Regions from separate parts of the Homo sapiens genome. Here region 1 is linked to region 2. A link is a contact called in ENCODE Hi-C data. All regions are on one chromosome and are shown on one strand. The core of a region is the stretch at or near the end of the contact, and the rest is flanking DNA. Distances in the headings are between cores, read along the strand shown. Region 1 holds the start of ELF1 (E74 like ETS transcription factor 1). Region 2 overlaps LINC00598 (long intergenic non-protein coding RNA 598).

The links. Hi-C counts contacts between places; a loop is a spot of excess contacts on that map. Pooled maps may share reads with other maps.
Region 1: a loop to region 2 is called in a pooled map, with 4 times the contacts of the local background. The contact joins the promoter of ELF1 here to the enhancer-like site in region 2. A Hi-C loop is called at or near these places in 4 of 37 single-sample maps with no recorded cell type and 2 of 50 pooled maps.

Annotation. Positions count from the first base shown.
Region 1 is chr13:41,018,014-41,020,720 of GRCh38, reverse strand. ELF1 (E74 like ETS transcription factor 1) reads left to right here and starts at 1,405. Exons shown (of 9, transcript NM_172373.4): 1 at 1,405-1,493. RefSeq lists an enhancer at 1,411-1,520.
Region 2 is chr13:40,444,050-40,447,209 of GRCh38, reverse strand. All of the region lies in intron 6 of LINC00598 (long intergenic non-protein coding RNA 598), which reads left to right. Among named protein-coding and RNA genes, the nearest start is that of LINC00598, 35 kb to the left of the region's middle. RefSeq lists enhancers at 945-1,550, 1,360-1,659. Within about 2 kb of position 1,574, at least 13 of the 41 ENCODE cell types and tissues checked have a DNase peak (open chromatin) inside an H3K27ac peak, as active enhancers do.

The sequences.
Region 1 (2,707 bases), core at 156-2,655, 570 kb before region 2:
CATTTTGTGTAAGTGAACTAAAGTAAGCTAAATATGACATTTGACAGGAGAAAACATGGTCTATATTTCTTTTTAATAAATTTTTAATTAACAGTTTGTAAAACCATGGAGATTATTTTTCAGTAAAAGGATAAACCAAGCAATCTTCAGTGTAAGGAATAAATAGACAGCAGGCAGAAAGTTGGTTCACAATCATTGCTGTTTTGCAGCATTTTGTAAAGTTCCTAAGTCAGTGACAGCTTGTGCTCTCAACTATGCCTCTGGTAAGCCAGAATAAACTCCCAACTAATTAACTAAAGGGAGAAAACCTTGCTAAATCCTATTTACTTTTTGTAAGATACCAGGACGAAGGCTATCTATTGAGTTGCATTTATCATTTCAAGCGCTTTGGAAGTACTTAGTGCTTTCAAGCCATTTTGATTAATTTAAGCTCTTAGAATAAATTAATAAGTATTCACCCAGAGGCCAGAATAAGTAGGTGTAGTAATATTTCAGTGGCTTGGGCACTTTGTCAGATGTATTCTGACTTGGAAGGCAGAGCTTCACTGGCCACAGTTGTCCCCTTAGGTTGGCCTTGCCACAATTGCAGTGGAGCTGTAGCAGGGTGCCTGGCACAAGAGGCTTGAAATACATGTAGAAAATTTTGCTTGAAAGGTAAGTCAAACTGTAGCTATCATTTGGAAGTAGTAGAGTTATGAACTATGATCGTACCAATACTTTTTTAAAAGGGTTTTATCAAGCTTGCAGTTTATTTAAAATCATTTTGCTTTGTTGGACTTTAAATTCCTAACATTGGAGTGTGGGTTTTTAAAAATTCTGTAAACCAGTTTAATTCACACTTATTTTTCCACTGAACTTTGAATTTTCTAGTGGATTTTATCTGTTTAGTGAACTTACAGATCTGCATCTGGCTTTGTAGTTTGCTAGCCTTTCCAGACTACATAGCAATATATCTCTTTCATATGAGGGTTAATGAGTAGCCAGATTACACTCACCAGTCCATTGTTACATTAAGAGCCACAGAGTTTGCTATCTCCCTTCCATCCCCTTTCATACTTTTTTCCTTTCACAGTTTTATTTGATATAGTAAAGCAACTTTTAAAAATTGAGATTTTTATATTTTAAAACAATATATAGTTTTTAATTTTGCTCCCTTGTAGGTTCTTACTCTATTTTATTGTTAGTTTTAAATTATGGCAATTAATATGAGCTTAGTAATGGTCTAATCAAGGTAGATCTTGCTCCTTGCCTCTTCATCCCCACTTTCCTATACCGTTTTTACCTGCAGATTTGCATGTTTGACCTAGCAGAATAATTGGGTCCACAGCAACATGGGCGTGCCTCCCTTAGAAACACTTGGTTTCATGTATGACTCATAAGCTGAAGCACAGACACCACTTCCCCAATCTACAGGAGCCATTTTAACAGCTAAAACTTGTCGGATTGCTTTTTATTTTCAAGCTCAAAAGACGATAGAGAAAGAATACTTGAAGGTAACTTGTTACAATTTTGTATGTTTGCTTCTGGCTTTTTCTTGAGCTGATAAACAGAGGGTGGTTCTTACCTGTTGAAGAACATGGCTGAATGTGTTCTTTAACCCTCTGATAAAATGTGTGTGGTCAGTCACATGCCTGATTGAACTTAATTGCTAGGGGGAAACAAAGCACTGAAATTCTGGAAAGTTTTAGATCTTCTTGCTAAAGCATTTTGTATGTCTTTGTGATTTTTTTTCTATGTAATTTAAGAATAAAAGAGGTTTTTTGTTTGTTTATTTGTTTTTAAGTACCACAAAGCAAACTAAGGTCAAATTTTAATTTAAAAAACCTAATTGTATTTTTTGGGGTAGTTGAAGTTACAGTTAAGTAAACCGTATTATTCCTGTGTGATATAGATGTTAAATATCCAGGGGCAGTGGCTTTGTTTTGGCATTTTAGCTAAGGGTGAAGTTTTGGGACAACTCAGCCATAGGTGTTGCTCATTGACTGTTATTTATTTATTTTTTTCTCCCTCTCTGTTTTTTAAAGTTAATGAAATTATATTAAATGTTTCATTTTGGAAACCCAATGGAAATTTAAATGAATTGTTATTTAGATAATAAGTAAAAATGAATATTAGATTATTTAGATAACAAGTAAAAGTGAATATTAAATAGAGGAAGAAAGACTAGAATGATTCATTTACTATTAGAAAAAAATGAAGTTTTATAATTCACACTGAAAACTTGTTCTGAGTAACAACCTTAGAAGTAAAGCTGTCTTCTAAGGAAACGTAGTTATTTCAATTTTGTGTAAAAAGAAAAAGTGATGAGTATTGGCCTTCCTTTTGTATTACTGTTCTTAAAATTTGCCTGCCTTGAATTAAAAACCTTCTGTAAATGAAAAGATTGCTCAGTCTTTTCCTGAAGTACTTGTCATTGTAGTTATGAGATTTTGGCTGGCAAGTATACATCCTACTGTGCCTTAAAGTTCTAGGTGCTCTGTAAAGATGAGTGCAGTAGTATTTTATTTCTGAAACATATTTATGAAGATAAAATTGGAATATGCAGTGATTCCAAAAAATAAAGTTTTTGGATATAAAACTTGCCAAATCATTTCTTGTTGACCAAAATGATATTTAGCTAGTTCTTTGAGAATTTGCTATGCACTTACTAAGTGCTTGAAGGCCTGTCAGATTAAAGGGAAGAGACAAAGGCAATCAGTTATTATTT
Region 2 (3,160 bases), core at 325-2,824:
TCTCACTTCATCAAGTCACTCTGTCACTCAGTTGCCCAGGCTGGAGGGCAGTGGCATGATTTTGGCTCCCTGCAACCTCTTTCTCCTGGGTTCAACTGATTCTCCTGCCTCAGCCTCCCAAGTAGCTGGGATTACAGGTATGCACCACCACACCTGACTAATTTTTGTATTTTTAGTAGAGACGGGGTTCCACCATGTGGGCCAGGCTGCTCTTGAACTCCTGACCTCAAGTGCTTCACCCACCTCAGCCTCCCAAAGTGCTAGGATTACAGGCATGAGCCACCACACCCTGCCAGGGTTGGTTTCTTCTAAGGGCTGTGAGGAAGAATCGGTTCCATGCCTCTTTCCCAGCTCCTGGGGATTTGCTGCAATTTTTGGCATTTCTTGGCTTGTAGATCTCTGCCCTCATCTTCACAGGATGTTCTCCCTGTGTTTCCAAATTTCCCTTTTTTATAAGGACACTGGTCATATTGGACTAGGTCCTACCCTAATGATTTCCTCTGTAAAGATCTTATCTCCAAATAAGATCACATTCTGAGGTACTGGGAGATAGTACTCCATCCAGCATATGTTTTTGGCGGGGACACACTTCAACCCATAACGTCACCACTCATGAATGCCCTGGAATGTCTGTGTTACATGTGCTCACAAAAGTTTGTTTGGTTTTTCTCTTCTCTTCCATTATGTAGAATACCCTAAGGTATTTGAATTACCCACTGTTCCTCTTAGATCATTCCCTCCCAGCTGATGGAGGAACTTGGGAAAAGCTGCCAACCAACTCAATATTTTGCCTCCCTTAACTGGGAGATCACATTACTATGGGCAAAGTGCTCTTCATGCAAATCTCCATGGGTTTGAGGAAGAGGTCTGTGAATTCCAAATATTCAAGAGGGCACTGGGCAAGTGGCCCTACCTTTTTTCTTTCTTTCTTTCTTTCTTTCTTTCTTTCTTTCTTTCTTTCTTTCTTTCTTTCTTTCTTTCTTTCTTTCTCTTTTTTTTTTTTTCTGAGACGGAGTTTTGTTCTGTCACCCAGGCTGGAGTGCAGTGGCGTGATCTTGGCTCACTGCAACCTCAGTTTCTGGGTTCAAGTGATTCTCCTGCTTAAGCCTCCCCAGTAGCTGGGATTACAGGCACCCACCACCATGCCCGGCTAATTTTTTATTTTATTTTTAGTAGAGACGGGGTTTCACCATGATGGCCAGGCTGGTCTCAAACTCCTGACCTCAGGTGATCCACCAGCCTTGGCCTCCCAAGTGGCCCTGCCTTTTTAAAATAAAAATATAAATATAGGCTTTATTTCCTCTTTGGAACGCTCTAATCAAAACAAACTGGGCCACGCATGGTCACAATAACAGGTGGCTCGGGAGGTCCCTTGTGGCTTGCTGGCTGCAGACCTGGCCTCGTAGAGCCCGGGAGGGAGTGACATTGGCCCCTCATGCAGCGGGGCAGCCAAGCGTGCCTGCAGCTGGCCGAGGCCAGCTCTTGACTCACAGAATGACTAACAACGGGGAAGCGTAGACAATGGCGAGAACAATGTGGGAGAGTTGTTGCTGGAAGGAAGTGAGACTTGTCAGGGCTTCCCCCCAGCTGCTCACAAGGTAGTGCTTGGTGAAGCATGCCTTTCTCCTCAAAGTCTAAACAGGATCAGTGAAAACGTAACCAGCCCTCATGAGCCTGTAATCTGGGATTACAGGTGTGAGCCACTGCACATGGCCTGCCCCACAGCTTCTATGATGAGCCCCTCACCCCGTTTATACCACTTAAGTCTTCTCCTGGCCAGAGGTGATGCCCACACTGGGCCAGGCTGGGTCCAAGTGTGGAGTCAGGTCATCTTTCCCGGAGGGATTTACACAGAAGAGCAGGGGTCACACCCAGGGACACTGGGATGGGACGTCTGGCCCAGAAGTGGCTTCTGAACTCAATGCCCCGTGGTCTCTGTCACTTGAAGTTCTGCAACTCTAAATCTCTATTTTTATATATTTCATTGATTAAAGGCAAGAAACACTTAACTTTTGTTGAGTTTGAATAGAAGTAACTGCCCTTATATTTAACAGTGAGTAAATGTACAACGTTCCTTTTGAAATGAGGTCTTCTCCATCCCACTCGATTTCCCATATGGGAGTGTTGAAGGAATCTAGAATTCACTGTCTTCACAGTCCCCTTCACCTTGCTCAGAATCTATGTTGAAATTTTTAAAGTCCATTTTCTGTGCTGATTAAACTTTCACATGTTAGCCTTTGAGGCAGATATGGCATTTTGGTAATGTGGTATACAGATTACTGAATAATTACATAAGCTCTGGACAGCCACATTTCCTAACATGCATGTGCCTCTTCTCACGGGGCCCAGGACAATACTTCCAACTAAACAATTCCAAGAAGTTTTATTCAAATAACACTCTCTCTGAAGAATTTCTCCTGTTTAATGGGAGCTAGGGGATATAATTAACTTGAACACTTGATTTGGAATAAGACAGTAGAGATTTTAGAAATTGAGGGATTTGAAATATCAAACTCACTCCTAGGATTTAGACCCAGACAAGAAAAAGCTTAAAAATAAAAACAACATTACAATTATTAAATTTATAGTCCAAATTTAGATATGTGTAATGAATAGTCACTTTTTTTCTTCTTATCTGGAGGCTGAACAATCCCGAGCTGGGATTTTTTTTTTCTTTAATATGAAAGAAAAGAAAAATTAGTGTCTGGGAATGAAGGGTACTTATGACCTTTCTCCAGCCTCCTGGAGTGATGTTTGGGGACCTTTGCTGAAGTAAGTAGAGTTATTCATGTTGAAGACAGCTCGAGAATGAAGCACACAATTACACGGGGAGAAGAGATAAGAGAAAAGAGATCCATTTATTATTAGAGTCAACCTTTAGAGAGTTGTTGTGCTTTTTGAATGAACTTATCAGTGACAAAAAGTTAAAGTGTAGAAGCAGAAGGCATTTATTCAGATGGTATCTTTCACATCGTGAAATAATGTTATAAAACACAGAGGGCTTGGGCCTGGGAATTTCTGAGCCTGTGTCAAGGTTTAATTATTGGATTTTTATCAAAAATCTGCTTTTTTCCTGATGGTTTCAGGCTTCAACTAATGAGAGATTATTTAAACGTGCTCTCACTGAGGGTGCCAAAAGCAAAATTTTCAGCTGGTTCTA